Linked DNA regions of Homo sapiens: all the other regions are linked to region 1. Evidence: chromatin loops called from intact Hi-C (ENCODE). Cell type or tissue: heart left ventricle. All regions are shown on one strand. Links, peaks and the distances in the headings refer to the core of each region. The heading gives the core; the rest is flanking DNA. Region 1 has its middle 44 kb from the start of WSPAR. Region 2 overlaps FSTL4 (follistatin like 4). Region 3 overlaps LOC105379178 (a long non-coding RNA gene). Region 4 has its middle 140 kb from the start of FSTL4. Region 5 overlaps LOC105379182 (a long non-coding RNA gene). Region 6 overlaps FSTL4 (follistatin like 4). Region 7 has its middle 140 kb from the start of WSPAR.

What was found. A loop is a pair of places that touch in the nucleus more often than their neighbours do. Peaks named below come from ENCODE experiments on the same cell type or tissue, not always from the same donor. Only the 100,000 strongest peaks of a DNase experiment are listed, where the experiment ranks them.
Region 2: it touches region 1 in a loop (7-fold over the local background); 79 of 110 quality-filtered maps call a loop at or near these places.
Region 3: it touches region 1 in a loop (3-fold over the local background); 46 of 110 quality-filtered maps call a loop at or near these places.
Region 4: it touches region 1 in a loop (8-fold over the local background); 49 of 110 quality-filtered maps call a loop at or near these places.
Region 5: a loop joins it to region 1, with 2.0 times the contacts of the local background. A loop is called at or near these places in 8 of 110 quality-filtered maps.
Region 6: it touches region 1 in a loop (9-fold over the local background); 28 of 110 quality-filtered maps call a loop at or near these places.
Region 7: it touches region 1 in a loop (2.5-fold over the local background); 12 of 110 quality-filtered maps call a loop at or near these places.

Annotation. Positions count from the first base shown.
Region 1 is chr5:133,867,131-133,871,581 of GRCh38, forward strand. No RefSeq gene overlaps it. Among named protein-coding and RNA genes, the nearest start is that of WSPAR, 44 kb to the right of the region's middle. In heart left ventricle, for the core only: CTCF peaks have their summits at 2,237 (motif pointing left) and 2,436; a DNase peak (open chromatin) is centred at 2,211; H3K4me3 peaks cover 474 bases; H3K27ac peaks cover 358 bases.
Region 2 is chr5:133,422,301-133,426,751 of GRCh38, forward strand. The region is part of intron 3 of FSTL4 (follistatin like 4); the gene reads right to left. Among named protein-coding and RNA genes, the nearest start is that of MIR1289-2, 3.2 kb to the right of the region's middle. RefSeq lists enhancers at 1,417-1,466, 1,557-1,851. In heart left ventricle, for the core only: a CTCF peak has its summit at 1,698 (motif pointing right); a DNase peak (open chromatin) is centred at 1,721.
Region 3 is chr5:133,109,235-133,113,685 of GRCh38, forward strand. LOC105379178 (a long non-coding RNA gene) reads right to left here. Exons shown (of 3, transcript XR_948792.2): 3 at 1,834-2,281. Among named protein-coding and RNA genes, the nearest start is that of HSPA4, 59 kb to the left of the region's middle. In heart left ventricle, for the core only: a CTCF peak has its summit at 2,156 (motif pointing right); a DNase peak (open chromatin) is centred at 2,167.
Region 4 is chr5:133,752,135-133,756,585 of GRCh38, forward strand. It overlaps a transcript of FSTL4 not described here. Among named protein-coding and RNA genes, the nearest start is that of FSTL4, 140 kb to the left of the region's middle. In heart left ventricle, for the core only: a CTCF peak has its summit at 2,613 (motif pointing right); no DNase peak of the experiment used is centred there; H3K27me3 peaks cover 1,141 bases.
Region 5 is chr5:133,942,061-133,946,511 of GRCh38, forward strand. The region is part of intron 3 of LOC105379182 (a long non-coding RNA gene); the gene reads right to left. Among named protein-coding and RNA genes, the nearest start is that of C5orf15, 24 kb to the right of the region's middle. In heart left ventricle, for the core only: a CTCF peak has its summit at 2,390 (motif pointing left); no DNase peak of the experiment used is centred there.
Region 6 is chr5:133,550,835-133,555,285 of GRCh38, forward strand. The region is part of intron 3 of FSTL4 (follistatin like 4); the gene reads right to left. Among named protein-coding and RNA genes, the nearest start is that of FSTL4, 59 kb to the right of the region's middle. RefSeq lists a silencer at 2,205-2,284. In heart left ventricle, for the core only: a CTCF peak has its summit at 2,283 (motif pointing right); a DNase peak (open chromatin) is centred at 2,277; H3K27me3 peaks cover 1,384 bases.
Region 7 is chr5:133,770,639-133,775,089 of GRCh38, forward strand. It overlaps a transcript of FSTL4 not described here. Among named protein-coding and RNA genes, the nearest start is that of WSPAR, 140 kb to the right of the region's middle. In heart left ventricle, for the core only: no CTCF peak of the experiment used is centred there; no DNase peak of the experiment used is centred there.

The DNA.
Region 1 (4,451 bases), core at 159-4,158:
CTGGCCTCTCAGGCCCCCTGTGATCTGACCTCAAAGGCACTGGCCCCTCTTCTTGCACCCCATGCAAGACAGCCTGGATCACTCCTAACGTTGTCGTCTTTTCCTATCTCTGAGCCTTTGTCCTTGCCACTGCCTCAGCCCAGAATGCCATTCCCCTTCCTGTTTATCAACCCTGCCCATACTTCTAGTAAGAAGTGGCTCAGCTCCAGCCCCTACTCTTAGTCCCCAACACCCCTATGATTTTTCTTCGATTCACTGAGATTAGGACTTGCTGAGGCCCAAGCTGTGTACTTGGTCTGGGAACACAAAGACTTAAGGATGAGACTCCTGAAGTGGCGCTTGAACCACATAATCCCATGAGCCGATTCTGTTTCCTCCACTGGACTGTGAGCTCCTTGGGGGAGTTCCCTCCCTGCTCAGCACACACAGCCACCCTCAGGGAAATGCAGCAGCTACTTCATGACACACATGGTGAACACACAGGTGGAAACATGTCCACAGACTCCCTGATGGCCAGCACTACAGTCTGCAGAGACACAGCTGACCGCATGCCCTACTTTGCAGATGGGAAATGGTCCTTTGAGAAAGGAGAAGAGGCTCCTGGGGGGAGAAAAGCCCAAAGCACTCCTCCAAGGATAAAAGGGATGGAAAGTGGAGCCTTGAACTTAGATCCCTTGGGGCCCGGAAGCCTGGGTTCGCATCAAGTCAGGTTCTTCCCTGCCCTGCCCTATCCTCAGGCCTGCAACACACACCCTAATCTCATTCTTGCTCTCAGACTTTTCCCTCCTCTTCTTCATAACTTGCCCCACTTCCTCCAGAAGCCGTCTCCAGCTCACTCAGTCCCAGTCCAGGCAGATCTTGCCATCTGCTCGTCCTTACAGTAAGCTTTCCAAGGCCACAGTCCTGCCCTCAAGTACAGCCAGAGCCTGGGATCCTGTTCATGACCTCAAAAGGTGGCCCAGGCAGTGGGGGAGCTGCTCGCTGGGTCCCTGGGTGACATTTAGCCCGCCTCTCTGATCACTTGTCCTGTACATTAAATATTAGTACCTCGGCTCATCCAGGGTTACTGAGGCCTTTAGGTGTGCCAGGCACAGTGCTGGGTGCTGAGGGAACAGCAGAAACCAGACACGCTGCACCCTGTCCTCATGGAGCCAACAGCCCAGTTTGGAAGATGGCCAGTGAGCAAGTATGCAGAGCTCAGGGTGAGAGCCGGGCCAGTACCATCCTGGGGAAGGTAGCACCATTTCCATTCCATGCTCTGCCTGCTCCCCCAACTTTCTTAACATGGAAGGGAAGTTGTCTGGGACCTGCAAACTACAACCCGTCCCAGCCCCACGCTCTTAGCCAACTTGGGCTCTGGTAGGTGTGGGGCAGGGGGTGGGGAAGGGAGGGGGTATGTATGCATGCGTGTGTGTGTGTGTGTGTGTGTGTGTGTGTGCACATGCATGCATGTGCCTGTGTGCATTTTCAAATACTTTCAACTTTGCAAAATAATGACATCTCTAACATAAAAACAGAAAGCCCATCAGCTGCAATCTGCCATTATATTTTTACTGGGACCCTCGTTGATCAAGAGTGTAATCTGTAAGATAACATAAGTGCTAATAATATTTTCCAGGGAAGCATTTCTCACTGTTAAGAACACAAAATGCTATTAGGGGGTATATTTGTTAACATTGATGAGACATAGATTACCCAGCTTCTGCAACAAGATGGGAACAGGCTGATTCTTTTCCCCTCTAAGCTGTTCAACTTCCAAAAAAAAATTAGCATAATGTGCTGAACGTTCTATACAATTCTAAGTTAATCTTAAAAACTCCTTTGTGATTCCTCTCCCATTAAAGACTTTAAATATCTTTATTCTCTTTTAATAGAGCAATTCATCAATGTATTCCTCTCAAAGGTAAGTAATATAGAAATATTAGATGGGGGCGATGGGTGACATGTTACATAAAAAGGAAGGCTCCATCAGAATGAATACGCTAATTAATACCGTACCTGGCACTTAGTAGGTACTTAATAAATGGATATTATATTACTTGATTGATCGAAATTCCCTAACATTTATAAAATAAAGCTTTTCAATATCATGTCAAGATTTTTAAAATACGAAACGCTTTATCATCATTTCCTGTTTAATTTTGAAGTTGGGTAGATTCTCGAAGCCCTTGCGTGCGACGGGCTTTCCTGCCTGGGCTTGGATCTCAGACTTTTGACAGAGCGCCACCTACTGCCCGAGCCTCACCACCTTCTCGCAGACCCGCTATTAATAAAATCGCCACAAGAAAAAGTAGAAAACAGTGTGTTTTATTCTCAAGCATTCAGCCAGCCCTTACTCTGTATGTGGCAGACCCTGGGGGAACAGACAAGACAAAACGCATCCCTGCTCCGAGATGTTCAATCTGCAAGAGAAATGACCAAGGAGGCAGAGCTAAATGGGGTGACATCCACCATGGGATAAGTCACAAGACAGAAGCCCAGGTCAGCTACAGACCCCCAACACTTCCCACCAGATGACTGGCCATGAGCAGGCAAAGCCCTCTTCCTCATCCACTCAGATCTCTTTACACACCCAACACAGCTGCCAGGTCCCTCCTGGTCCTGACCTCTGGGTGAAGTAACGGTCCTCGGCCAGCACAGTGACGATGGCTGGTCACTCGGGACTTGGATGCTGGCCATTAAAGCTGCACTGTGTGCAGGAAGACTCACAAGGAGCAAACAAAGGCTTTGGCAGCTCTCAACTCAGGCCTGCTCTCTACATCGCAAACAGGTTGTATTCCCCATGTTGGCCCGAGATACAATTAAGCTATTGATCCTTGTGCAAAATGGGCATTGATAAATCAATATGGAGCTGATGCTGTAGATAAACAGCGCGAGTCATCAGCAGGCATGGCATGTGTAAATGATTCGATACAGATTGGTATCTGGGGAAATTCTCCCTCAATATGGCCGAGAATGCCGAACGCTGTTAGGATGTGCAGCAGCTGCTTTTGCCCTAATTTATTGCTGTTGTCTTATTTACTCAACAAGAAGAGACTGAGCTCCTTCTGTGAGCTTGGCCATGTGCTCAGTCTGGGGACACAGGGACAATTGAGCCTCCCCATCACCATCCCCCATGAGTTCATGACCCAGGGCAGAGCTGGTAGAATTCTCCCTGCCCTCTGGAAGGTGGAAGACCTGAGTCAGGGTGGTCCCCTGCTGAGTACTCACTATGTGCCAGGCCCTGGGCTGGACATGCTATAGACAAACCTCTCAGTCTCCTGATGAGGACTGAGATAGAAGTTCCTGGCTCAGTTTTACTACTGAGAAAATTGAGGTATAGAGAGGTTAAGCAGTCACATAGCTAATAAGTGGTAGAGTGGGGATCTGAACCCAGTCTGCCCAGTTCTAAAGCCTAGATTCTTCCCTTACCTGGTTTATACAACGAATATCTTAGATCTGATCATCAAACAGGCTATTTCCACAACCAAAAACCATTCTCTCATCACAGGCAGCCAAGTGGCATTGACCACATGAGAATGGGGACACCTAAGAGCAGCCTTGCCTGACCTTGGAGGCACAGGTTGGAGGCCAAGGCCCCTAGCAGGTGGGTAGAGCAGGAATACAGTCACAGACACACAACCACAAACCACATCTCCCTTGCTAACAGAACCCTGGTGCTGTCCAGGCATCCATGCAGCAAGAAGGCTGGCCTGTATCCCAGCCCCACAACAGGATGTGAAGCTGGATTAACCTTAAACCAATTAGGGCAGTTGCATTCCTTTTGCTGATGACTAGCAAAATTCTGGCCAAGGAGACACTGCTCAGGAGAACAAGTCTGCTAGAGAGGCTCCTGGGAACAGAATGGTTTCTTAGCTCTTAAATAGAGACACAAGAATCATTTTTCACCCACCATATTGGCAAGAACCCAAAAGGTTGAGAACACATGCTACCGGTGTGGGGAAACAGGCCACTCATACGTCGCCGATGGGAGTACAAACTGATATCAATCCCCATCTCCCAAAAAAATTCCTCTAAAATAGCAGTATCTTAAAGTGACAGAAACCCACAAGGACAAAGAAGAGAGAACATGGTAGAAAACAAGTTATATCAACAAGACTTTGGATGCTGAAAAGCAGACGCAAGAGCTGACTTAGCAGATCAGAAGGAGCTGAAACCTAAGCCTCAGTTTGCATGAGTGAGTCCATTCAGAATCCAGAAAACCCAGGAATTGAGAGAGCACCAACTTCCTCAGAAGGCAGAGACATAGGTGGGGCTGAAAACAGGAGGAACTTAACACTCAACAATAAGAAAATAAACAACTCAACTGAAAAGTGGACAAACGACCTCAACAGACACCTCATCAAAGCTATGCCAAATAAGCATATAAAAAGGTGCCCTACATTATATGTCATTAAAAAAAATTACAAATTTGGCCAAGCACTGTTATTACTTGGCTCTTGCCTGTAATC
Region 2 (4,451 bases), core at 175-4,174, 440 kb before region 1:
ATGCTGGCTGCTGGGTGGAGGATTGACAGAAATGTGGCAAAAGGAGAAGCAGGGAGGCAGCCTAGGTCTGAGCAAGAGAGCCGGGCCTGGACTGGGGGGCACTGAGGAAGAGCGGAGGGCTTGGTGAGACAGTGGAGGGTAGTGTGAGTGAAGGAGGCGGGGTAAGAAGGACTGTGTAGGTTTGCAGCTGAACAATGAGGAGGATGCTGTTTACCGTTTACTAAAAGGGGGAAAACGTGTCAAGACCAGGTTTGGAAGGAAAAAAAAAAATCAAAGAATTTGTTCTAACTACTTTAAGAATGGGATGGCTATTACGTGTCTAAGTGGGGAAAATCAAGGAGGGAGGTGTCCCTGGAGATGTAGAAATGGAAGATTTTAAAGTCATGGGACTAGAAGACATCACCTAGGGAATGAGAGTAAATAGAAAACAGTGTCATCCTACACAAATTACTCTTAGACAATTATCGAGCATGGTAATTTGTGAAATTTAACAATTCTATCTCTACATTAGGAAAGGTGTGTTTGACTTGAAAATATGTGTTTAATTGGGTCATTCAGACCACTTCAAAACTCTTGCCACGTTTATTTCATTTTTCCTTTATGGCTGCAAGTTGTAATGTCTTAGAAACAACACCCAAGCCCCTCTGGGCTGAAGTGATTGTTCTGATGAATGAGGCTTTCTGTCTTCTGAGAGAATGAGGCTAAATGAACAAGAAACAGGTCAGTGCTGTGCAGGCTCTGAACGGCCGAGCTCTAGTTTTGAAGTTTCATTTGTACAGTTGCTGCCTGGGGGAAATGGAAAGAAAAAGAAAAGATCCCCTGGTATTTCTGTCACAACAGGTTGGAGCTGGCCCGCTGGCTTTGTTCTTGGACTGCACGAATGAATGGGCGGCTTGTTTCCTGGCCCCTTTTGACTGCTCTGCACTGCTCACCTGGATGAGGCGCAGTCCTGAACTGGGGTCTTGGGACATTTCCAGCATTCGTTGACATCAGCAGAAACTTCAGTCCTAAATGCATCCAGGCGGTACCTCGTGCTGTCCTGTCTGCCAGCTAGGAGCTGGAGAAGGCCCATCCTCCCTCTGCCTTGCTCTCTTGGGTCCTTCCTGCCCTCCTTCCAAGAGCCTTTCACAGCACTCTCTGTGGAAGAGGCCCTCAGCCTCCCTCCTGGAACCTCAGCGGGCAGGGCTGCCCAATTCTGCTGCTATGTGAGGAGTTAGCCCCTGCTACAGGAGCGACAGAGTGCATGGGGTGACAGTAGTAAAGGCACAAAGGTGGCTGTGGTCATCGAGGGGTGGTGGGGATGATGGCGGTGAGGCGGTGGTGATGGCTAACGGTGGTGGAGGCAATGGTAGTGGTGACGGCAGGGATGGTGGTGGTTGATGGCAGTAAGGATGGCGATCGGGGTGGTGACGATAGACGTAGTTAGAAACAGCTCATTTTCTTCCCCTCTGAGAATGAGTACAGACAAATGACTCATGACTGAGGCCACGGGACTGCTCTCTGCACAGAGCAGGAAGAAGACATACATAACTGAGTATAACTTTGTCACAACGGAGTACTCGGTGGTGCACAAGACTGGGTGTGCACGTGCCAGGACAAGTCCCTCGGTGCACACAGCGCACGTGAGCTGGAGCCCAGCATGGAGCTGAGGAACAGCGCTGGGGTCCCGGCGGTTCACCAGCTTACCACCAGGTGTCGCTGTGTGCACGAGGGCAAAGGGCACCCGCAGACCAGCAGGGCCGAGCCGGGCTCTGCAGAATCGGACTGGGCTCCCTGTGGGGAGACCACATTCTGTCTGACGCCAGCAGAAGAAGTGCCTGTCCCCAAGATTTCAGGGGACACCTCAGACCCGAGTCATGCAGCAGCTCCGAGGCAGGTGGTGCCCCTGAACTTTCTAGCCGTTCAAAGTCAGTGCACATCCAAGCGTTTGCTGAGTGATTCTGCTGCGCGGGTAACCACCCAGACCCGTGAACAGTGCAGGAGGCCAGTTCGGAAGTTATCATGAGATGATCACCCAGTGTGATGGAAGCATCTCCTGGGACCGGCTGACAATTTGGGAAGTTTACAGAGCACTTGAGAGAGACACAACCCGAGGGGACTGTTTTGGAGATGGGAGATAAAAGGAGATGATATTTGTATTCAATACCTTAGAGACAGGAAATGACATGTTTTGTGAGCTTTGCATTTCCGAGCAGTCTCTCAGATGATGGTCTTTAGAATGTCCAGGGGCACCTGGGTTCTCTACGACTTCCCTGGTTGTGCTGTCCCACGGCGTCTCCAGGTTGGTGACACTCAAGCACTACAGGAATACGTGATGGTGTCCTCTGAGAGGCACTATGGCACATCTCAGGCCAAGGGAAGGCTGGTCTGGACAGGGAAGCTGGCAGTGACCATGTGGTCACTAGGCAGCATTCCCATAGCTGGGCTCACTTCTAAATACCACGTAAAGGAGAGAGTACTGGCTTTGGAGTCTAACGATCTTGAGATCTTGAGTCTAATTCTCCCATCTGGAAAATGGGAGAATAAGCCTTTCCCTGAAGCCCATAGAGAGAAGCACATGCCATAGTGAAATGTAAGGCACTTAGCATGGTTCCTGGTGCACAGTGGGTGCAGAAAATGCTAGGCCTTTCCTCCCTTCCCATCAAATAGATAACCTAATCAAAAGAAAATCTGTAAAAACAAAACAAAAGATATAGCAACATTTCTTATGCGCATCAGACTGGGTCTAACTATTAGACTGTGGATTAATCTATTTCAAGTGAGTATTGATAGAAAAGATCTACGGGCTCACATGTATTGCACATTTATTATGTTCCAGACACCATAAGGACTTGATGTAGATTTTGTTACAGATTTTTGACAACACTTTATTATAAAGTTTTTAGTTTGTAAATCTTTTTAACATTAAGATTTCTTCAAAGTGACCTAAAAAAAAAGGTACCTTAGCTAAGTCCGAGGTTTGTCTTAAGAGCTGCTCTCAAGCTGTTTGAATGGCCTGTCCCAGCCTGGTCTTGTCTCCCAGCAGGAGACCCAGAGCAAGTCAGCTAGAGGCTGGCAGAGATAATGCCATCCCCAGGTGGCAAAGCTGTTAACCGCGCATCGCCAAACCCTCCAGGCCTGAGGTTTAACAATGCCCCACAGCAGGAGTTGTGCTGAGATATTAAGAAAGAGACAAAAGGGAAAGCTATGTCGAATGTGAGTTCAAATTGTTCAGCAGAAAACCTGGAAAAGTAATTAGCAGACTCTTGTGAGGAAAGAATTAATGCCCAACTGACCTCCCAAGACTCTGTAATATCTGAATTTCCACTGTTGGATATTCATTTCTTTGAATAGCCCTTCTGGGTTCCTCTCTGAAACTCTACATTTGAACTTTAAAGTTAAAGCATTAATTAATTAATTCACTCATTGAATAATTCTGTGTTCCTACTGTGGGTGAGATGCTAGGTCCTGGGACACAGCAGAGAATAAGGGAGATATGGATCCTGCCCTCAAAGCTTATGATCCAGTTTCTGGCTGTCAAGTGTAGCCGTGTGGTTTGTCCACTGCACGATAAGCCAAGTGGCGGAAGAAATCCAGAAGCTGGCTGGGTCCAAAGGGAGAACAGGGACATAGGATAAAGAGCCTGCATTTGAAGTTAGGGTGAGGAGAAGGGAAGCAGGAATGACGTGGGGGGCTCTAGTCTTCCTGTCTAAGTGCTGGGGACCCCCCCTGAGCAAGACCCTTCTCTCTTGGCCTTGGTCTTCTCTTCTTCCACATATGGGGAGCTGGAAGTGGACCAGTCTTGACTTCCTCTGTAGCTTTCACCTTCCTCATTGCCCCAACATCCCTGAGAGTGTGCCTTTGATCTCAAAAGAAGTCATCTTTCCCAGTTAGGAATTTTTAAAGCACAGAGTGTGCTAGCAGAAGACAGAGTGTTGTCCTTCAAGCCTGACCAAAGGAAAGTCTTTGCCATGAAGGGAGGACACAGGGAGCAAAGGATAGCCGGGAGTCTGGGGAGGTGAGAGGGGGAGACCTGCCTCCGTGGCTCTCCTGGGCTGTGCTGACCCGCAGGACCAGTGGCTTGGGTCTCCTGCATAATGAGCCCATGTCACTTCATGGGGGTTCTGGGCAGATGAATAGCGCTGCCCTGCCCCCTCCGCACTCCCTAATTGGAGAATGTCATGAAGTTGGTCTCCAGACAGAGATCATTAGGAAGAGACTAACAATTCTGATCCCTCATAACGGAGCTCTCATGGCCAATTAGCAGCAGAGGAAACTGAACTGTACCGTGGGTTGGGGAATGATCAATGCCGGCATTGTGCATTCTGGCAGGGTGGATCACTGGGTGGCTGGGGAGTGGAGGCAAAAGTAGTAGAAGCGGTGGCAATGGGGGCTATGGAGGAGCAATCTCTGGCTGGAGGCACAAGCCTCAGTCCTGTTATTTCCCAGGGAGACAGTCAGCCAGTTCTGCT
Region 3 (4,451 bases), core at 302-4,301, 760 kb before region 1:
GGAGCCCCTCTGCCCGGCCACCACCCCGTCTGGGAGGTGTGCCCAACAGCTCATTGAGAACGGGCCAGGATGACAATGGCGGCTTTGTGGAATAGAAAGGCGGGAAAGGTGGGGAAAAGATTGAGAAATCGGATGGTTGCCGTGTCTGTGTAGAAAGAAGCAGACATGGGAGACTTTTCATTTTGTTCTGCACTAAGAAAAATTCCTCTGCCTTGGGATCCTGTTGATCTGTGACCTTACCCCCAACCCTGTGCTCTCTGAAACATGTGCTGTGTCCACTCAGGGTTAAATGGATTAAGGGCGGTGCAAGATGTGCTTTGTTAAACAGATGCTTGAAGGCAGCATGCTCGTTAAGAGTCATCACCAATCCCTAATCTCAAGTAATCAGGGACACAAACACTGCGGAAGGCCGCAGGGTCCTCTGCCTAGGAAAACCAGAGACCTTTGTTCACTTGTTTATCTGCTGACCTTCCCTCCACTATTGTCCCATGACCCTGCCAAATCCCCCTCTGTGAGAAACACCCAAGAATTATCAATAAAAAAATAAATTAAAAAAAAAAAAATAAAAAAAAAAAATAAAAAAAAAAAAGCAAAAAAAAAAAAAAAAAAAGAAGCTTGGCCTCTGAAATGAGGCATCAGTCTGCGAGAAAGGAGGTTGGGCAGTGTCCTGTGTGTAAATGGGGATGGTTCCCACCACTTACTTGAGACCATTGGGAATCTTGGAGTTGCCAGTACATTCCTTGGATGTACTTGGCTTTGGCTGGGGCAGCCCTGGGCCATGACCCTCTAACCTGGAATGCCACTGTTTTTGTGAACTGCTATTTTGAGCAGATATTGCAAGAAGTGTAGAAACTAAAGAGGTGACTTCTTAAGCATCAGTCTAGGAGGCAAATAGGGAAAATGGCCAAGTTGAGGTACAAGCAACACATCTGGAAAGATAAAGGAGGGTGTAAATTTCTGGAGGATCAGGGAAGGAAAGACCTCAGAGTATTTAAAAAAATACAGAATGCTTTCCAGATTTGCTCAATATCCATGGGCAAGTGCCAGGCTAATCCTGACCTTATTCCTCCAGTTTCAGCACACGTCATTAGGACAGGGTGAGTAGAGACTCTTTACTCTCCCTTCGTAAGTGGCATTCGCCAGCTTCAAACACAACACAGAAAAGACTACAGAAAGCTGTGTTTTTATCGGGCCTGTTCACTAGTGTGTCTGGGTTTACATCCTTCAAGGGCGAGATGGACTATTAGATTTGGAGTCCTGGATCAGTTGAGGGAGAGAAAGCACTGCAAGTACTTTATCACAAGTAAGCAGACCTTTACTCACCACATACTGGAGGTCTCCCATTTTTTTTTCTACATGAACTTTAAAATGTATTTTAAAATATCTATTATTTAAATTAGACTCAGCTAATGCTTGCAGAAGAGAAAGCTGGAAACAGATGGTCTTGGAAGACCAGTCAGTGGCCCAGCTTCCAGGATGTAAATCCCAGCAAAGGATTTCTAAGGATGAGCTGGGTCAGTATATATTCCACAAAAGGATGGTTCCAGTTATAGGGTACCTTTCAGGAGTGCCAGTGGGGAGCTTTGTAGGACCCGTGTAAGGCTGCCATGAGGAGCCGGTGAGCTGTCTGGGTTAGGAAAGTTGAAAGGGCCCATGCAGTGGTAAAGGAGGCCGCAGCATGAGTGAAGGTCTTTCCTCTGTGACTGGTCCTGTCCTTGTCTTCTACATCCCACAACTGAAGGAGGGACTCTGCCTGGGTTACAGCTGCCTCCGTGCAGCCCGGCAAGAAGCAGGGAATGGAGAAGGCGCTCAGTGAATACTTGAAGGCAGAAATGCAGTATTTTACTGTTTTCTATTATTTTCAATGAGGGGAAAAACGGTAAAACTCTTTTTGAAGTCATCAGACCTTCCATTTTTGGGGATGAGGAAAGAGTCTCACAGAACGGGTGGATGGCAGAGCCAAGAATTTTAATGCCAGCTGTTTTGAAGAGTGCTACTTTTCTGGAAAGTTGTATGGCTAGACTATGGGGCTTTTGCCTTCCAAGAAGTCGCCCTGAGTGTAGCATTAGTTGGAGTAACACTCCCTAAGAATCTGACGTTCCCCTCCGGCCAATTCTGATTTGGTCTTGTGTGAAATCGCAGTGCTTGTGTTGCCACATGGGGGCGCCATCGCTCTTCCTTTGCCGTGGTGGTTGGTTCCGTGCGTAGATCAGACTTCACTCCTTGAGGAGTCCCAGAAGTTTGGAGAACACAGACGGCCACCTCCTCTCCTTCTGGGTAGCTAAAAGCAAAATAAGTATGGTTTAACAGAGTCCTCAAGCTAGCAAGCAGGGGCTCAAGCAAGAAAGTAGGCCTTTTGCTACTAATCTCTTAGGTCCTTACCACCCAAAGTATGACATCACTGTTAAAAAGAAGAATCTTGGACTGCTCCCAGACCTCAGGTAGATCCCAGCCCAGTGCTTCTCAGTATACCTGGGGATCTTGCTAAAATGCAGATTCTGATTCAGCAGGTCAGAGTGGGGCTGAAGAGTCCATTTTTTTTCTTTTCTTTCTTTCTTTTTTTTTTTTGATGGAGTCTCACTCTGTCACCCAGGCTGGAGTGCAGTGGCGCGAGCTCAGCTCACTGCAACCTCTGCTGCCCGGGTTCAAGCGATTCTCCTGCCTCAGGCTACCAAGTAGCTGGGATTACAGGTGCCTGCCACCACGCCCGGCTAATTTTTGTAGTTTTAGTAGGGATGGGGTTTCACCATCTTGGCCAGGCTGGTCTTGAATTCCTGACCTCGTGATACACCTGCCTTGGCCTCCCAAAGGGCTGGGATTACAGGTGTGAGCCACCATGCCCGGCGAAGAGTCCATTTCTATCAAGTTCCCAGGAGATGCCTATCATGGACTGTGCTTTGACTGAGAAAGACAACCTATAGGAGCCTCAGTTCCTTCGCCTGTAAAACGGGGGTAACACCAGGCCTGTCCGGCATGTGAGATGATGCATGCGGAAGGCACTGAAGACAGGAAGAACAAAGGTATTGCTCACAACAGGTGTGCAACTTGCCCTTTAAAGTGCAGAGTAGCTGACCCAGACATAAGTAGTCCGAGTTACCATAGCCTCCTGGCCTTTCTTGTCCTTACCCCACCAGGAGCCCAGGCTCCAGAGGAACAAGGTAGAAAGTCAACCTAAGAACCAAAGATGTACCGCCCTCCCGTGTGACATGGTCATAGTCCCCGGATGGGGAGGGAGTGCTGCTTCCTGCCCCTGGGGTGACACGTGAATCCATCCCACCTGGATGGAGGAACGGAGGTCCCTCTTTCCTTTTGACTTGAGCCAGTCCAATGGACTCAGCCTCGTGTGATCCTATTAGTAGCTTCAGCAAGGAGCAGGAACAACACACTGACCCCTGTTCAAGGTGGAGTTCTGTAGCTGTGGGTAGAGACTCCTAGAAAGCAGCGATTTGCCTCTGAATCCTGGACATCTGCTGTAGAAAAGTGAGGAAGAGCTTCAGAATGCCTGGGCTCCGTGTGAGGCTCCTGAGGCCCAGTTTTATTTCCTTGCCTAACTTGTGGTGGAGAGGCCAAATATGCATGGCATAAAAGAGACAAGAAGGCCGGGTGTGGTGGCTCATGCTATAATCCCAGCACTTTGGGAGGCTGAGGCAGGTGGATTGCCTGAGGTCAGGGGTTTGAGACCAGCCTGGCCAACATGGTGAAACTCCGTCTCTACTAAAAATACAAAAATTACCCTGGTGTGGTGGCGGGTGCCTGTAATCCCAGCTACTTGGGAGGCTGAGGCATGAGAATTGCTTGAACCTGGGAGGCAGAGGTTGCAGTGAGCCATGATTGCACCACTGTACTCCAACCTGGGCGACAAAGCGAGACTCTGTCTCAAAAAAAAAAAAAAAGACAAGATTTCTTGGTGTATGAGGGTTCCCCCCTTCCTTCAAAGAGGATTGCCCCTTGGCATTCATCACTGTCTACAAGTTCGGTCTTGGTCATCTTATTTTGCAGATTTCTATAATGCCCAATCTGGAAAATGGGCAGAAGAGACAACACAGGAGAGGTGGAGGAGAAAGGGTGGGAGGAATCTCCTTGTGGACCAGCTCCCAGGCTCTCCTTTGAGGTAAAGCAGTGGCTCGAGTGTGCATCTGAATCCCCTGGGGGCCTGGTTACACAGATGACTGGGCCCGCCCTCCAAGTTTCAGATTCCATAGGTCTTCAGTGGGGTCCTGGAGTTTCATTTCTAACAAGCTCCCAGGTGAGCCTGCTGCTTTTGTTCTGTGGATAGAGAGTCCGGGTGACGGGTAAAGGAGAAATAACTGGGGCTGCTGATTCACATCACAAACAGCTGCGGGTGATGGAGGTTGTGGGCGGGAGGTGGAAAGAGCGAGGCTGAGTACAATGGTGAGGAGTAGGAGGAGAGGGAGAGGCACAAGCGTTTCTGAAGAAATGCCAAAGAAAGT
Region 4 (4,451 bases), core at 242-4,241, 110 kb before region 1:
GGCCTGCCTTTGCCCAACCTGCTCAAAACACTCTGTCAGGACTGGATCCTTGGTTGTGGGCCTCATTTTGGGTAGAATCTTAAAAACCAAAGGAGTTATCTATCTCCAGCTTCAAAGAGCGAAGTCAGCAGCTTATGATTAAGCCAGCACTATGGGCCCCTGGCTCAGACCCCTGGGAGTGAGAGAGAGGGCAGCAAAGGCAACGGGCACTATGGCTGAGCCTATAGGTTTTCCCAGTAACTGCCTGGCCACAATCCCCCTCTCATAAGGTCAGGAGTTTGAGACCAGCCTGGCCAACATGGTGAAACCCCGTCTCTACTAAAAATACAAAAGCTAGCCAGTTGTGGTGGCGGGTGCCTGTAATCTCAGCCACTTGGGAGGCTGAGAATCACTTGAACCCGGGAGGCAGAGGTTGCAGTGATCTAAGATTGCGCCACTGTACTCCAGCCTAGGCGACAGAGCGAGGCTCTGTCTCAAATAAAATAAAATAAAATTAAATTAAATTAAATTAAATTAAAGGGCTTCCTTTCCTAGCATTCGTGGAAAATAACTGAGATGTGGAATTCTGAAAGTCCTCTTCCACTGCCTATATAACAGTGATCATTTGTCACTGTGCAGGGGTCATAGGGGGCAGGGGGGTCAAGGGTCAGTGCTGCCAGCACAGACACCCCAGAATCTCACACAGAGAAAAGCTACCACAGCCTGTTACTGGTCGACCAGCTCTCTCCCCTTCTAATGAGGTCAAGTTGCAGTTATTTTCTTGCGCTCTGAGCCCCACACTTTCTTTCTTCATGTGAATGTGGATTTTCAAGAAAGAAAAGAAAAAACAAGACCTCTTTGTGATTCTCATACTATTTTGATTCTAAGTATAATGGTTGTTATGAAATAACCCCTTTAAAAGAAAACTACACCACAATGAACCAGCTACCCTTATATAATCAGAAAATGTAAATATGTTATAACAACAAAAAGAAAAAGTCTTTTTGTGGTCAAGACCAAAGTTACCTGTATGCATTATTCACAATAAAGGCAAACCAGACTTGCTCCCAGGCCCACAAACTGAAGGGGCAGCCTTCTCCTCTGCTCCCTGCTCTGCATCTTGCAAACAGGGAAATGAGATCTGGAGGGTTCTTTTGGCTCCTTATAACCAGAAAATGAAAATTGGACCCTGCTGAGAGTCACAAAAGCCCCAGATGGGCATGTGTCCACTGGCAGGCATGGTTACTTCTACTCAGTGACTTAACAGCCCTCATCACTGATGCTTGTTCTCCCAACTCCTCTGAAATAAGGGAGGGTGGGACCCAGGAGTCCCTAATCTCAGGTGGCTCACATTGCCTGGTTCCCCCATCAAATTGGCCACTCGATGAGCTGGAGAAGATTCACAGACACTTATATGGGAAACTGAGCTAAGCCAGGTGGTAACTCTCACTAGGGGCTGGCCAGGGGACTGGACACATGGTTCCAGCCAGCTGTACCACTCAATAACTATTTGACCCTGCCTGGACTTATCCCTTCTCTCCCCTGGGCCTTTGTGGGTCCACATTTGTTCTGTGTGTGTGTGTGTGTGTGTGTGTGTGTGTGTGTGTGTGTGTGTAGTGGCAGGGAAGGTCTGGCCCAGACATTCTGTGACCATAACCAACTCTCCCCATTCCTGCATAGCATCAGGTAGTGAGTGGCTGTCTGGGCACACCAATACAGTGAACCATAGTGCAGCCCAGTGTTTAAACTATGGACTTTAAATGCAGATAAGCCTAGGTTCAAGTCCCAGTTATGCCCCTTAACTTCTCTAAGCTGCAGTTTCAGCCTCTATAAAATAGGATAAAAAAGGAGATTGCAATAAGAAAATGGCTGTGAGTGTTAGCATAATGACTAATAGTGGGGAACCCAGGCAGGAAGCTCTGCTGTACCATTCGTGCCCTGAGGATATCCCAGCCCCATGTTCCGCCAACAGTGGAGACAACTTATACACAGCATACAAAGTAATCAGAGTCAGACAAGAGAATTTGACTTACAATTCAATCATCCAACTCTAGACAAGAGAGCAAACCGGAACCACCTCAGGGAGCCTAGTCTTCATTTTGTAATAAGTTAGTGAAGAAAATAAATACAAACTATCAATTTTTATCCTAGTCATAATGAAGTTTATTAGAAGGTATAATTGCTATGAAATAGAACTGACAATGATTAAAATTCCACACTGCACACTTTGTTAGAGCTAAAAGATATATATATATAAAAAGATCAAAATGTCCTAATAAAATTTAGATCTGCAAATATTTGTCCACGTAAATTGGATTTGAAAGAAACAATGGCCACACAAAAATTCACAATGGCAGAAGTTATAATGGATAGTTTGATAGATGTATTCAATCCTCCCTGTATAGTTTACACAAAACAGAATTAAATTCTTTGAAATAATTTTAGTAAAATTAGTATTACAAATAAGTTTACTAGACAGGATAGAAAACTGATGAAGGAATTAAACTAGTTTAATGAGGCTCACCTCAGAAAACCCACTATGTCTGCATTCATAAACACCAAGCCCAAGAGACCATGGTCAAAATACCTGTCAGGTCCACGCTCTGGGGACAAAATGCCCAGTGCTCACTAGAGGGCAGTATCCTGAGCCCAGTGGAGCTCAGACGTGTGAAGACAACATGTTGATTCTGCTCTAACTCTAGAGCCTACCGTTTAAGACAGACATTCCTGGACACCATCCACCTTTCCAGCCATCCCTCCCACCTTCCCCCACACCCTGAAGTCAAACTGGATTATTTTAGCCTGGGTTCCTTCGTGTACATTATCCCCTCTGTCTGGCAGGTCTTCCCATACCCCACTTCCCACCCTTCCTTCAAGACCCAGCTCTTGCTCCTCCTCCTCATTGCCTCCCACATGGCCTCCATCCCCCTGCAAGCCAGACCTCACCCTTCCTCATAGGCTCCTCCTGCCAAAGTCACCAATGACCTCTTCGTTGCCAACTCCATGGAAACTCTCAGATTTCCTTCTCTACCCATCACTCCCTCCTTCTGGCAACCATTTCTTTCTAAGTTTCCATGACCCCTTGGGCAATGCAGTTCCTTTTGGCCAAGGGCAATTCCTAGAAAGGGATGCAGCTGTGAGCTGTTATCAACCTACACCCAGGATAGCACTCTCACTCTGTCCCAGTTGCCTGGAAATATCATTTTTATTCTCTCTAAACATTCTGATGACCAAGAGCTGGTCCCGGGACAATAAAAGCAGCAATGAACCTGCCCCTCCACCTGCTATAGACAGGATACCACCATTATCCTTCCTCCACCAGCTCTCTTGGCTCAGAAATGGCCCTAAACCCAAAGCAGTAAAACTCAAGCACCTCTTCCATCAGACCCTCACATCCTCTCCTCCCCCTGCCCACCACCTCTCACACATACTCTAGACCTCACCCACATTTCAGCATACCTCAAATCTTGGCATAAATGTGCACTCCCCTTTTTCTGCCTGATGGGCTTCTACTTGCATCTTCAAAATCCAGCCCCAGCATCACTACCCAAAGCACCCTTCTCCATGTAGATCATAGCCAGCTCTCTGCTTTACAGGAGGACTGTTTCTTAGCACTGGGAGCTGAGACTCACCTTCCACAATGCTTTGGACTCCAAGGGGAGCACCTGGCGGGTATAAGCATAAAACAACCCTGTTCTTTCTCACAACTGTCTCTCTTCATCAAACTGTGTTCAGCCCATCTTCTCTTCCCAGGGAGAAAATCTCTGGCAAATTTCACAGCTGTTTGGTCACTGTCATTTATCCATTTCACAAATATTACTGAATGCCTACTATGTCCCAGGTTGCAGCAACACACAATGAACAAAACAAGAAGCAAAATGCAACACAACAGAAACAAACTTCTTGCCTTCACAGAGCTTACATTCTAGTGGAATACACAGGCAGTAAGCAATACAGTGCAGAGCATGTTAAGTAGGGAGGAGGCAGCTGGCAAGAGCGGGCTTATAATTTTAGTCAGGCTGAGAAAGTGGTGTTTGGGAGGAGACTCTAGGAGGAGAGGAAGGGAGATGCACAGACACCTCAGGCAAGGCATTTCGGGCAGGAGGAAGAGCAGGCACAATGTCCTGGGATGGGATGTGCCAGGACACCAGGGAACCTGGGTGGCAGGAGTGAGGTGGAGGGGACAGTAGCAGAAGATGCAGAAGGGGTCTGCAGGTCCAGTTCACATGGAGCCGTGCCATCATAGGACTGTGGCTTTTACTCTGTGTGGCAGAAAAGCCACTGGGGATTCCAAGCAGAAGAGGGACCTGATTTGACCCACATATTAAGGGGTTCAATCTGGCTGCTAGTTGAGAAGGATCATAGGGTAATAAGTGCATAGCCTTTTGGTCAGAGTTTTAAAGCTCTAAATTCCACCAGTTTAAGGTTTCCTTCCCCCAGTTCCAGCCCACCACGGGAAGAGGGGTTGTCAG
Region 5 (4,451 bases), core at 246-4,245, 75 kb after region 1:
TTATCACACCACTACACTCCAGCCTGGGTGATAGAATGAGACAGTATCTCAAAAAAAAAAAAAAAAAAAGAAAGAAAGAAAGAAAAAGAAAAAAGAAAAGTGGCCAGGCGCAGTGGCTCACACCTGTAATCCCAGCACTTTGGGAGACCAAGGCAGGTGGATCACCTGAGGTCAGGAGTTTGAGACCAGCCTGACCAACATGGTGAAACCCCGTCTCTACAAAAAATACAAAATTAGCCAGTTATGCTGGTAATCCCAGCAACCTGGGAGGCTGAGGCAGGAGAACTGCTTGAACCCAGGAGGTGGAGGTTGCAGTGAGCCGAGATCATACCATTGCACTCCAACCTGAGCAACAAGAGCAAAACTCCATCTCAAAAAAAAAGTTATATTATTTTATATATACTATATTCTATATAGCATCTACCTCATAGGGCTCTTGTGATAATTAAATTGAACAACCCTGGTGAAGAACCTAGTTAAAGTGCTCAAGAAATGGCAGGTATTATTAGTATTCCTATTAATATTATAAACCAGAGCACACAATGGCCCCAGCTGATCTACCAGGTCAGGAATCAGGGAACATTTCCTCCTCAGCTGCATCTCAGGCAGTGAAAGGCAAATCTCTCCAGAGGAGAGGCCCACAGATGCATCTGTGCTTTCCCACCACCATCGCGTGCCCGCCTGCACACAGGCAAGCAGCTTTTTGAGCTTTGGAACTTTACAGGGAGGACTGGATTTGGGATGAGGCCTGGGGTCGGGGAGCAAGAGGCCTGGAGCAGGGGCATTGGCCTCCAGCACACAGACATTTTCCAGTTTGCAAAGTTTCCAGCCTAGCAGAAGGAGGGTGGTTGGGGTTGGGGTTGGGGTTGGGGGAGTTGGCAGTCTGAGATGGATTAACATTTTCCTTCCTCGGGGCCTAGAGTAGTGGAGGAATTTGGAGAAGCCGCGAAGATAACTCAGGGCTGCTTTGAACATTTGAACCAAGGGCACTTCTGAAGCCAAGGGGTTGGGCGGCAGCATTGATTTTTAAGTTCATCACAGCTACAGCCTCAGATGTGGACTGTGCTGAGGGACCCAGGATCTGAACTCCTCACGGAGGCTGGTAGAAGAAATCTCCCAGGCTGTCTTTGCTGGGGACCATAACCAAAACTCTCTCCCCAAGATTTAAAAAAAAAAAATTCAGCCCTCAGAGTCCCAAGCAGGCCCTGGGGCTGTCACGAATTTCTGTGTAGTCCTTTCTGTGAAGTTCTTGGCTCTTCCCCAAGCCATGAAACCACTCCCAGAACTGGGTCAACAGAAATCATCCAGAGCAGAGAGCCAGCCACTACCTTACCTACTCAGGAGGCTCTGCAGAGGGCCAGGGCAGTCGGAGCCCTGTCCCACCAACAGTCTTGCTGTGGGACAACCATGTCCCACCAGCAGTCTTGCTCCCTTCTCCTTCGGCATTATACCCAGGGTGTGACTGGCTCCCAGCCTATGGGAAAGATGGAACTTTTTCACGGGTTTCTGGCTGAGAAGCTGCAGACATCCGAGGGACGTGCCTTCTGAGCCAGCTGCCCCAAATGGCCAAGCAGTCTCTCAACAGCAGTGCCCATTAGCTAATGCATATAACACATCTGGGGATGGGTGCACCCCATCTGTACTTCCCACCAAATGGCTCTCAGGTTGAGGAACCGTCTGTGTATCTCTAAGGAGGCATGTTGCCAAGGACCCTACCGTGGTACCAGCATTGTCCACTGAGGCCGAAGCCATTTCTCCAAGTTCATGCCTGCCCTTTGCCCTTGGAGGAGTCAGTGGAGCTGGGGACTGAACAACAAAGGACTTCAGGTTGGGACTAATGGACCTGCAGGTGCCCTGAGATTGGGGGAGTTATGACAATCGTACTTTCTTTTCTTCTTAATTTATTTTTATTTTATTTATTTTTATTTATTTATTTATTTATTTATTTTTTGAGACGGAGTCTTGCACTGTCGCCCAGGCTAGAGTGCAGTGGTATGATCTCAGCTCACTGCAACCTCTGCCTCCCAGGTTCAACCAATTCTCCTGCCTTAGCCTCCCAAGTAGCTGGGATTACAGGCATGCTCCACCACACCTGGCTAATTTTTGTATTTTTAGTAGAGACAGGATTTCACCATGTTGGTCAGGCTGGTCTCGAACTCCTGACCTCAGGTGATCCACCCACCTCAGCCTCCCAAAGTGCTGAGATTACAGGCGTGAGCCACCGCGCCTGGCCGATAATCATGCTTTCTTTTGCCCTCACTGTCGGAGATTTGGACTTACTGCCAGAAGCATCCTTCCAGCATCCAGCAGAAACTCGAAGATGCTTTTTCCTGAGAACCCAGGTAAAGAAGGAGGTCCCCTTTATGGTGTAGTCACACTACCCCCTGCTGGACAGAAGGCAGCATGGCGATGAGGGCCTGCAGTGCCCAGCATCCATGGATATTTGCCAAGTGTCGTGGGCAAGGTATTAGACACACAGTAAGCACTCAGTAACAGTCACTTATTGTTATCGTTTAGTTGCTGTTGTTGTCATAGAGTGAGGACCACCACAGAAGATCAGAGAAAGAAGTTACTGTGAGGCAGAGGGTCGCTATCGCCTTCTGGGCTCTGCCTCTGGCTGTCTATCCCAGGGGAGATGTACGCAGAGCTCTTGAGGGGAAGAAGCTGCTTATGGGCCATCATCACCTACAAGGGCACCTCCCACTTCCACAGACGGGCTCCGATCACCTGGGCCCCAAACGCCCTTGAACTAGCCTCTGTGTTGCCAAGTTCTTTCTGCCCGTGTTCCCTGAGCAGACCCTCTGCAACCTCAGCTGGTCCCCGCACTGCAAACATTTGCTGATCTATTCAGCTCAATTTAAGCTGCAGCAGACCGAAACCTCAAGTGAGCTAACATGACCTTGCTGTTTTCATTTTCATCGAGATAAGAAAATGCCAAGATAAGTAATTGTCAGAGTTAATAATTTAAAAATGCAATAGACCTTGTAATTAAAAATAAGCTGAAGGAGGCCACAAAGTGATTGTAATAATGTTTCAAGGGCCAATCACACAAAACCCTCCTCTGGCTGTGCCAGGAGAGCTGGAAGGAAAGAATCAAACTCTTGGAGGCTCTGAGCAGTTTATGTACCAGGAAAATCCTTTTCTTAAAATCTGGTCCATCAGAAAGCTTTGGATACATTTATCCAATACTGGCCACACCTTCATGAATTTTCCCTACTTATTCATGTATCTTTTCGTTTGTTTGTTTGTTTGAGACAGAGTCACACTCCGTCACCCAGGCTGGAGTGCAGTGGCCCGATCTCTGCTCACTGCAACCTCCGCCTCCCGGGTTAAAGCGATTCTCCAGCCTCAGCTTCCCAAGTAGCTGGGATTATAGGCACCCACCACCGCACCTGACTAATTTTTTGTATTTTTAGTAGAGATGGGGTTTCACCATGTTGGCCAGGCTGGTCTTGAACTCCTGACCTCAGGCGATCCACCCGCCTCAGCTTCTCAAAGTGCTGGGGTAACAGGCGTGAGCCACAGTGCCCGGCTATTCATGTATCTTTTATCAGAAGTAATTATGGACTCCCTTTCTCCCTGGCCTAACTGGAATCTGTGGACTCTGTGGCATGCTATGTTTTCTGGTTGGAATGGGATTACTGAGTCAGGAAGCTATACCCTTCTGGTACATTCCCAAAGAATCTAACACATCACTTTGAAGCCTCAGTCCCCTCCCTCTCTGGTGAGCCTTGGCGTGTTATCAAATGGTTTCCTTGTTTCATGCAGAAGGGCTGATGAGGAAAACACTGTGCCCTTCATTGATTGGCATTCATACTTGCTCTACTGAGAGAGCAAAGAGGCCTTATACCATCACCCAGGAAGGTTGCAGCTCCCATTTCTGATGGCCACTCAGTTGGTAGCAGATCAGGCTTCCCTCTGCCTTCTTAGCTTCCAGGGCAGGATACAGCTTCCCAACTCAGTAATCCCTTTCCAACTGAAAACTTAGAATGCCACAGCATTCACAGATTTCCACTTAGAGAACCTCCTCTACAGTGTATTTTCCAGACCCAATTGTTTTATTTTTAAATCCACAAACTTTTATTATTTCATTGTAACTAATTCTGACCATCATATCATAGACTTTTCCTCCCTTAAAACACACACACACACACACACACACACACACACACACACACACACACCTGGGTTTCCTCAAAAATCTAAGCCTGTCCATGGAAGGAACATCATCATCCTGCCAGTGACAATGGATACAAGGCAGAAAAGGACTCTGCAAGCTGGTGGGAGGGCAGAGAGAGGGGATGGTGGAATCAGGACAAGATATGGTCAAGGGTGTGTCCAGGCACACCATCCTACCTGGCCTCAAGGTATTATCCACCAATGTGGTCAAGCGAACCCCAAAAAACCAGACCCAGTAACCAAGGTAGCTCTGCCTGCTTCCCTTGTTCATG
Region 6 (4,451 bases), core at 219-4,218, 320 kb before region 1:
TGGCTGGAAATGTTATAGAAAGCCAACTTTTAGGTAGAATGGAGTTTGGCTTCTTTTCACTGTATGAGCGATGATTTTCTTGTCCTTTTATATAGTGTGCCATATTATGTGGTCATTGTACACTTACGATGCCTGCCCCAAGCTGGAAAGACTCATCTTGCTCCTCTCCTCCTTTAGGGAGGGAGGTTAGAGTTTCCATGCAGACCCTGTTAATCCAACTTTCTTACTATTACTTAGAACATGTTTCTAATAAACCTCCTGGGATTCATATAAGTTCTTTCATAGCAGTCAAGCAATTGGGAATGAACCATCCTAAAGACAACGGGCGAGCCACTCAAAGCAACCAACAATACCACCAGCTTTGTTTGCCTGGGTCTTGCCTCTGTTTACGATACTTGGGGGAACAGCAAGTGTGGGAGGGAGGATAAATCACAAGATAGCTTTTATAAAATGACTAATAAAGAAATAATGGGAACCCAATAACGACCAATTACAGAGGCAAGAGAAATAATAAAAATAATAAAGCAGAAAATGTACAAAGCAAACAATTAAGACTATTTTATCAAAACAATACTGCGACTCAGAAAGCATTAATTCTCACTGCACAAGGGCAGTAACTGTTTATCATCTGAATTTTGTACATTAAGAAAATGACACCAAGGGAGTTAATAAGTTCCTCCAAGCTCTAGAACACTTCGGAGCCCGGATTAAAAGTTAGCCATGCTCATGCTCCGCTGAGATGTCATCTCTCATTAAAGTCTAAATCAGCTCAGAGAACACACCACATTTATTATTTTTTATAAAATCGTGTGATTCTGGAGGAGCCAACAGTATCTTTGGGATAAACACACTGATTAAAAACATACTTTTAAAATGTCTCTTTTTCTAACCCAGTGGACCAAATATATAAATTAGAGCTATTCTGGTCTACTGAGTACTGTAAATGTATATTTAGATGTAACAAAATATCAGTTGGAAATATCTTTGGAAAGTAATTACTCTGCAATATACGCGGAATGTCTTAAATGCTTAAAGCAATTGCCTCATTTTAAAGACATAACTTACATAGAGAGGCACAAATATTAATTACCAAGCTTGAACCTTGCTTGTAAATTTACTGCCTAGAGTGAATATTTATAGATTAAGGCACAAATATCAAAAAATAAGATAGAATGATGGAAGATTTAACTGCCTAAAGCAAGGACCCACTTCTAGACACCAGCATCATTAGAGACATTCAAGGAGGGCTGAGGAGGTAAAGGGTTGCTTCAGCCTTTACTCTAATTTTCCCCACCTTCCCTCCTGCCCTCCACTTTCCTCTCTCCCCCATCTCCTTACTGACATCTGACTCTACTGGTCCATAATTAACAAGTTCTATACCTTAGTACAAAACAGGGATTGAAAACTCAAATGTCTATGGAGGCCACACAAGTAATTTAAGGAGCATGGGTCTTCTGGAATTTCTACTTGGTCATATTTATTCTACAGAACTGTATCTAACACACTTAGTCTCGCTATGAGGAATGCACTAGGGAGTGGTGAGGACTGTGGAAAAGCAGGAGAGCATGTATTCCCTTCAGAGACACGGCTGCTCTCACCCAAGCCTGTTGCTGCCATGAGGTCATGTGGGCCCAGGGTTATCAAAGCATTTTGCTTTCCAAGATCATCTGTATATTTGGATATTTGAATCTGTTGGTAAAATGCCCTTATTTTCAAACGATGGCAACTCATTCATATTGAAATATTTTTATGTTTACAAAAAACCTCTGCAGGCCAAGATGGTATAAATCAAAATATGGCTGCAGGCTGAATCTGGCCCACGAGCCACCAGTTTGAGACCTGTCATATGAAACAAATATGGAACAGAAATCGGGCTCAAGGGTCTTAGGAGAAACCTGTCTTACTTTTCTTATGAAGAGGCAGACAGGCTTGGTGAGTTTCCAGGTAGGAGATGATGTGGCTCAACGAAAGTTCAGCTGTTCTTTCAGGACCCAACGTGACTTTGGGGGTATTCATAAAGAAACAGGGGATGAAGCCCTAACAGTGGGTGTTCTAAGAATTAGCAGCAGATAGGAGAGATATATGTGTGCAAGTCTTTTCTGGACACTTGCACATGGTAGAAGAGCCACAGAATTCTCAACTGTAGGGTTCAGGGCAAGCGACCTCTGGGTAAAGTCTCCTGGTCCTGCGGTTCCCTGTGCTCCAACTGCAGCGGCTACTTAGTCTCTTGCCATCAGGTCTCTGGGCCTGGAAAACGTAACTCTCCCTCTGACCTCCAGGGGGCGCGGGAGAGAGGGTGAGTCCCGCGGTACCCGGAACCCACAGTCTGTATCAAGAGGGAGGAAGCCTAGGCTTGTCCAAGACTAATAGCCTGGACCAGCATCTTCCCCTCTTTTCCGAGGCATGGCAGCATCTTCTCAGTGTCTTGTCTCGGACGTTTCTTTTCCATTTCCCTCTGTCCTCCACATGTTCCCCTCCCATCAAGCACAGCTATGGATGCGCCTGCTCTTCCTAAGCTTTTCAAGGACTGTCCATTTAGAAGTGACCTTGCAGACTTGCCTTAGAGCTGAGAGTCCTCAGGACAAGGGTCCTAGCAAAGCTACAGTAGCAAGACACAGGGACATCCCACCACAAAGGAATGAATATTTAGGTACAGTGAGGTCAATAAATAAGTCACCAACTTACTGAAACGCCCAGCAAACCAAATCACAAATCCTTTCAAAGCTGTGTCTTCTCATTTCTAAAACAGAATATCACACTATCTGGCTACATTGGACTATTGTGAGTGTTAAAATAAGTGAACTTAGCATAGCATATGGCATATGGTGGAGGCTTTAATAACAACAGTTGTCATCATGTGCCCCCTCCCATATAATCTCCGATCCCCTAAGGCAGGAAAACAAAACACTTAGAAATAACTTAAACGAAAGTCAAAACATAGAACTTAACTAGAAAACTCAGTTAGCCAGGACCCCCATCACTAGGATATGGCGGCTAAGTCTCTGGGATATGTTGGACACTGTGCCACCCTACAGAGAAGGGAGAACCTGGACTCAGGGGTGGGAGGCAAGGAAAGGAAGCAAGAAAAACAACCCAGAGAGCCCTGAGAACTAAGAGCACTGGCTTAGAGCCCCAAATCCCTCCTCTGCTACTCACTAGCCCCCTGGGACCTCAGGCACGTCACTGTACCTGTTCAAGCCTACCTCATCTATACAAATAAGGGGTGACCCTGTGGGGCCTTTGATCTGGAGTTGGATCATTTGGATGATTCCATGAATGGTAGAGACTAGAAGCAAGCCCGACCTTGCAAGGAGGGAATGGTCACCGCCATGCCCAGCATTCAGGCAGGCTGCTTGGTGGACAGAGTGCAGTCGTGAAGACTGGCTACGCAGCTGACCTTTGGGAAATCCAGACAGAGAGCCTGGGGAGATGGGGGGGAGGTGCCTGGACCACAGTGGTGGGCACATCTAGTGCTCTCTCAAGTCATCTACATGGGCCTCTGCTGCGGGTAGCATGTTTCTCGCTATATTTCAAATGTCTCTGATCCATGACACTCGCGTCCTAATGGATCCTGCTGTCAGCAATGGATGAGCATTGAGCTAATAGATGTCAAACAGCATTTACATTTCTGAAATGGCTTCATCTGCTCCCTCTCCCAGGACTCTCCAAAGTGAAATTTGAAATGTGGACAGACGGGTCAGCTCTGGACAGCTCCACTTCCAGAATTCTCGTGGGCAAGAAACAATTATTTATTTTTTCCTAAACAGACAGACAGTGCTGAGCTTATTCAACAACAACAAGCTGCTTTTCAACCTTGTCTTCTTGGAAAGGCATGCAATTTCCTAAGAGGCACATGGAAATATCTGTCACCTTGTAGTTTAAATAGCATTCATTCATTCATTCAAAGCACACTCACAATGAATTATCTTGTTCATTAGAAATTCTGCAGAAGACCAGTGAGAGGTTTGGATTGGAGAGAGCATGGGGGAGTTTAGCATCTGCGATGCGGTACGAGAATCAAACCGCGCTGCTAGATTCACCCAAGCACCCTCTGCATATTGACGGCAGGGTCAGAATGGTATTCTCAGTCTGGGTTTCAGTAGCAGGGACATCTGTAGCTATCAGAAAATGCTGCAGAATCATCTGTCTAGGGACCATCTGTATTTGGGGGTTATTCCAATGTAGCACCTGACACATGATAATGAATGGATTTTTCTGGCTCTCTCTGGCTCTATTTTAAACTGTCATCATTTTAAACCATGAAATATGTCAAGTGATAATTAAACCTCACCACAGACAGGTACTGTGAAAATGATTAACTTTTACCATTTCCTCCATACACATTTTGAATATTTTGAATACCCCAGGTATGGGATCATTACATTGACAGATGAGAGAAGTCATCTTTACAATAATTTATTTTTAAAAGAACCAAAACAGGACTGAAAATT
Region 7 (4,451 bases), core at 319-4,318, 96 kb before region 1:
GTGCAAATATTGTTTCCCATTCTACAGGTTGTCTGTTTACTCTGTTGATTGTTTCTTCTGCTGTGCAGAAGTTTTTAGTTTAATTACATCTTCTTTATTTTTGGTTTTGTTATTCTTGTTGTTGTTTTGTTTGTTTGAGGACCTGGTCGTAAATTCTTTGCCTAGGCCAATGTCCAGAAGAGTTTTTCATAGGTTTTCTTCTAGGATTTTTACAGTTTCAACTTATGTTTAGGTCTTCAATCCATCTTGAGTTAATTTTTATATATGGTGAGAGGTATGCATCTAGTTTCCTTCTTCTGCATGACTATCCAATTTTCACAGCATCATTTATTGAATAGAATGTTCTTTCCCCAGTGTATATTTTTGTCAACTTTGTTGAAGATCAGTTGATTGTAAGAGGGTGGCTTTATTTCTAGGCTTTTTATTCTGTTCCATTGATCCATGTGTCTGTTTTTATAGCAGTGCCATGCTGTTTTGGTTACTACAGCCTTGTAATATAATTTGAAGTCAGACAATATGTTGCCTTCAGCTTTGTTCTTTTTGGTGAGGTTTTTTGATGATTCAGGCTCTTTTTTGATTCCATATGAATTTTGGTATTGTTTTTTCTGACTCTGAAAAACAACATTCATAATTTGATAGGGGTTGCATTGAGTCGGTGGATTGCTTTGGGCAGTATGGTCATTTTAACAATATTGATTCTTCTAATCCATGAGCATGGGATGCTTTATTTGTTTGAGTCTTGTACAATTTCTTTAATCAGTGTTTTGTAGTCCTCCTTATAGAGATCTTTCATTTCCTTGGTAAAGCATATTTCTAGGTTTTGTTTAGTTTTGTTGTTGTTGCTGTTGTAGCTATTGTAAATGGAATTGCTTTCTTGATTTGGTCCTCAGCTAGATTCTTATCAGTGTATAGAAACACTACTGATTTCTGTACATTAATTTTTTTGTATCCTGAAACTTTACTGAATTTATTTATCAAACCTAAGGATTTTTTTTTGTGGAGTCTTTAGGGTTTTCTAGATGTAACATCATATCATCAATGAACAGGGATAATTTGACTTCCTCTTTTCCAATCTGGATGCCTTTTATTTTTTTCTCCCGCCTGATTGCTCTGGTGAGGACTTCCTAAACTAATTCTTTAGAAATTAAAGATCTCTTTAATGTACATCAAGAGAGCAATAGCAGTTTGTGAAGATCAGATGAACCTGCAAACAAATCAGTTTTGTAATCAATTTGTAACTTAGCTGAACAAGTGCTAACTGCCATAGTGGGTTTGATCATTATACTGTTTTCAAATGTTCTTATTCTTAGTTATACATTATTTAATTTCTACTCACAATGGATCATTGGTTAGAGTCAGAAAGCATAGAAACACTGATGCTAACATACAATAAATTAATGAAGACTGCCAAAAAGGACAATAATTCTTCAAAATAACCCGGGATGATTTTTGCCAGGTAAGTAAGTTGCATCCATCTGATCAGAAATCACATATAATGCATCTAGATGTCTTTAGTACTGCAAAATTAAAATGTTTAAAGAAGAAAATATAGTGACAATTATATCCAATTTGGCTTTCCATTTGTTGGAAATAAAGATTGCTCATAGATGCCATATGTTATTTGTGGCAAAGTGTTTACAAAAAACAGCATGAGGCCATCTCTCTTATCTTGTCATTTAAAACATAATGCAAATGTTGTAAAAATAAACCATTTGTGTTTTTTAGTGCAAAATGCAAGAATCCAAAATACCAGGTCATGAAAGTAGTTTTTGTCCATTTGATGTTGAATCATGTAGTTAAATTTCAATCTGCATTTTAATATATATTCAGTCTCCAACTGTCTTAGTCCAGTTTGTGCTGCTATAATAAAATACCACCAACGGAGTAATTTATGATGAACAGAAATTTATTTGGCTCACAGCTCTGGAGGCTGGGAAGTTCAAGTTCAAGGGGCCATACCTAGAGAGAGCCTTTTTGCTGTGTCATTCCATGGAGGAAGGTAGAAAAGCAAGAGAACACATGTGCACGAGAGAGCCAGGGAGGGCCAAATTTACTTTTATAACAAATCCACTCCTGCAATAACAAACCCACTTCCAAGATAATGGTATTAGTCCATCATGAGGGCAGAATCCTCATGACCTAATCACCTCTTAAAGGTACTACTTCTCAACACTGTTGCATTGGGGATTAATTTCTAATAATGAACTCTGAGGGACACACACAAACCATAGCACCAACGAATGTCATAATTTCTTTGTTGGCAAAGCATGCTTTTCCTTACGTAACTAATTAAAAAGAAACTAAATTGACTAATGCCTGTAAAGCACTTAATATGGCACCTAATATATAAAAAGCACAAAATAAATGTTAACTATTATTATTATTATTAAATTATCAATTGTTAAATGGGAAAAAGTTTAATTTGTTCTAATACAGAATTAATATTACTAAATGCTATTTATGGGAAAAAATTATAACACAAACTTTAACAATATTGATCTCAAATTTTTAATTACAATTTTACCTTCATTATATACCATTCAAGAATGACTAAGTGATTTTTAAAAATTCTTATGGGGACTGGAAGATTAAAGTACTACAAAATAAGTTCATATGACCAAAAAAAAAAAAAAAGTTGAGAAAGAGCAATGACCCTGCTCAGCCACTGTCTTGATTTGTCCTCGATATTTCTTTCTGCTTTTCTCTAAGAAGAATGCTCTGCTCTGTGCCTGGGGAGACTGACCTGTATAGATTGCAAATATGGGTTTCCTTCACCTCTGGCTTCTAGTTCAGCCAACAGGAGGCACCAGGTGATTAGAGGGTAGACAGAGAGAGAAGACAGAGTATTTATTCCCTTACCTACTCTCCTTCTAGGCAGCAATTTAACAGGAGCCACATTTCTCTACCTAAGACTACAACAACGTGATAGACCTCTCTCCCTTGCGTACAGCTTTCTTTGGGTCCCAGTAACAGCTTCTTTCCTTTCCTCTTTCAGTTTAGAGAAGGTATCAGCTTACTGTTCTTACTAGTTCCTGCGTGCTTCATCTTCTTTTTGTTTGTTCCCTTCATCCTGCTCATGCCTTTATAAATAGTACTTGCATTAACCTCTCTTTAATTACTCTTTTGAGTGTGTCACTTTTCTCCTGACTTTTAAAATAATTGGTATTGGAACTGGCCCCAGGAAGCAGGCCTTAAAAATAGAATTTGAAGATTGGGTTACTCACCCATTTGTAGAGAGCAAGAACAAGCTTCTAAGGGTAGACGGGATAGTGATCATCTGTAGCATTACGATTAAAATTATCACTGGTCATGGCATATGATGGAGTGCAGGTGGAAGAAAAAGAAGTGTTGAGACCTGAAGTGGCTCTGGCACTTTGTCACTATAAGAGCAATGGTGATTATGAAAACCCTGGGATACGCTAACCGCTTCTGACTGCTCTAGAGAGAACACACACAGAGAAGGACAAAATGAAAACAGTGAATTCCTGAATAAAAGAATAGTTGGAAATCAGGAAGACTTTCTTGGCAGTTTTGAAGGAGTTTCTCATCATCTGTAGTTGCAGAACAGATACGGCTGAAGATCAAGCATAAAGCCTAAGTATGAGGATTACAGAGTTGTGGTACCAGTGAATATGCCTCTTTGCCAGGGCTCTTAGGCTAAGGTAGCGATTCTCAATCAGAAGTGATTTGCTTGTCAGGGAACATTTGGCAATGTCTGAAGACATTTTGGGTTGCCACAACTGTAGAGGGTACTACTGGTATCTAGTGGGTAGAGGCTAAAGATGCTGTAAACGTCCTAGAATACACAGGATAGCCCCCCATAACAATTATTTAGCCCCAAAAGTTAGTAGTGCTGAAGTTAAGAAACATTGTGCTAAGGTCATGTCACTGATAAGCAAAATCTAAGACACTGATACATGGGATAGGGACACTTACGTAGTTGAGAACATTGAATCCCTAAATCCTCTTAAAATTTGTTTGCTGGTTGAAACATACTCTTATCTTATAATAAAAGCCATTTGCTTTCACATGGCCGGGATGGCAGTATACCTTTGCCATCTTATCTACTTATAGATAAAGCTATTATCTACCCTCTTATTCTCTGTCATAGTATAGCCTTAATTGTTTTGCTATCTCATAGAAAATCACGGTAGTCTGTTACATTGATATTATTAGGCTAATTGTACCTTTTGAGCAGGACTAAGAACCATACATATTTTAGCAAGACATGCATGCCAGAAAATGGATGATAAATCTTGCACAAATTCAAAGACTTGACACATAAGTGAAGTTTCTAAGAATGCAATAGTCTAGAATGTATAGGTATATTTCTTCTAAAATGACAAAAAAAAAATGTTGCTTTTCCTTCCACCATTCACTACAAAGAAAAGCACAACTTGATTGAGCCTCTTGGAATTGCAGAGGAAACATATACCTTGCAGTTACCTCTT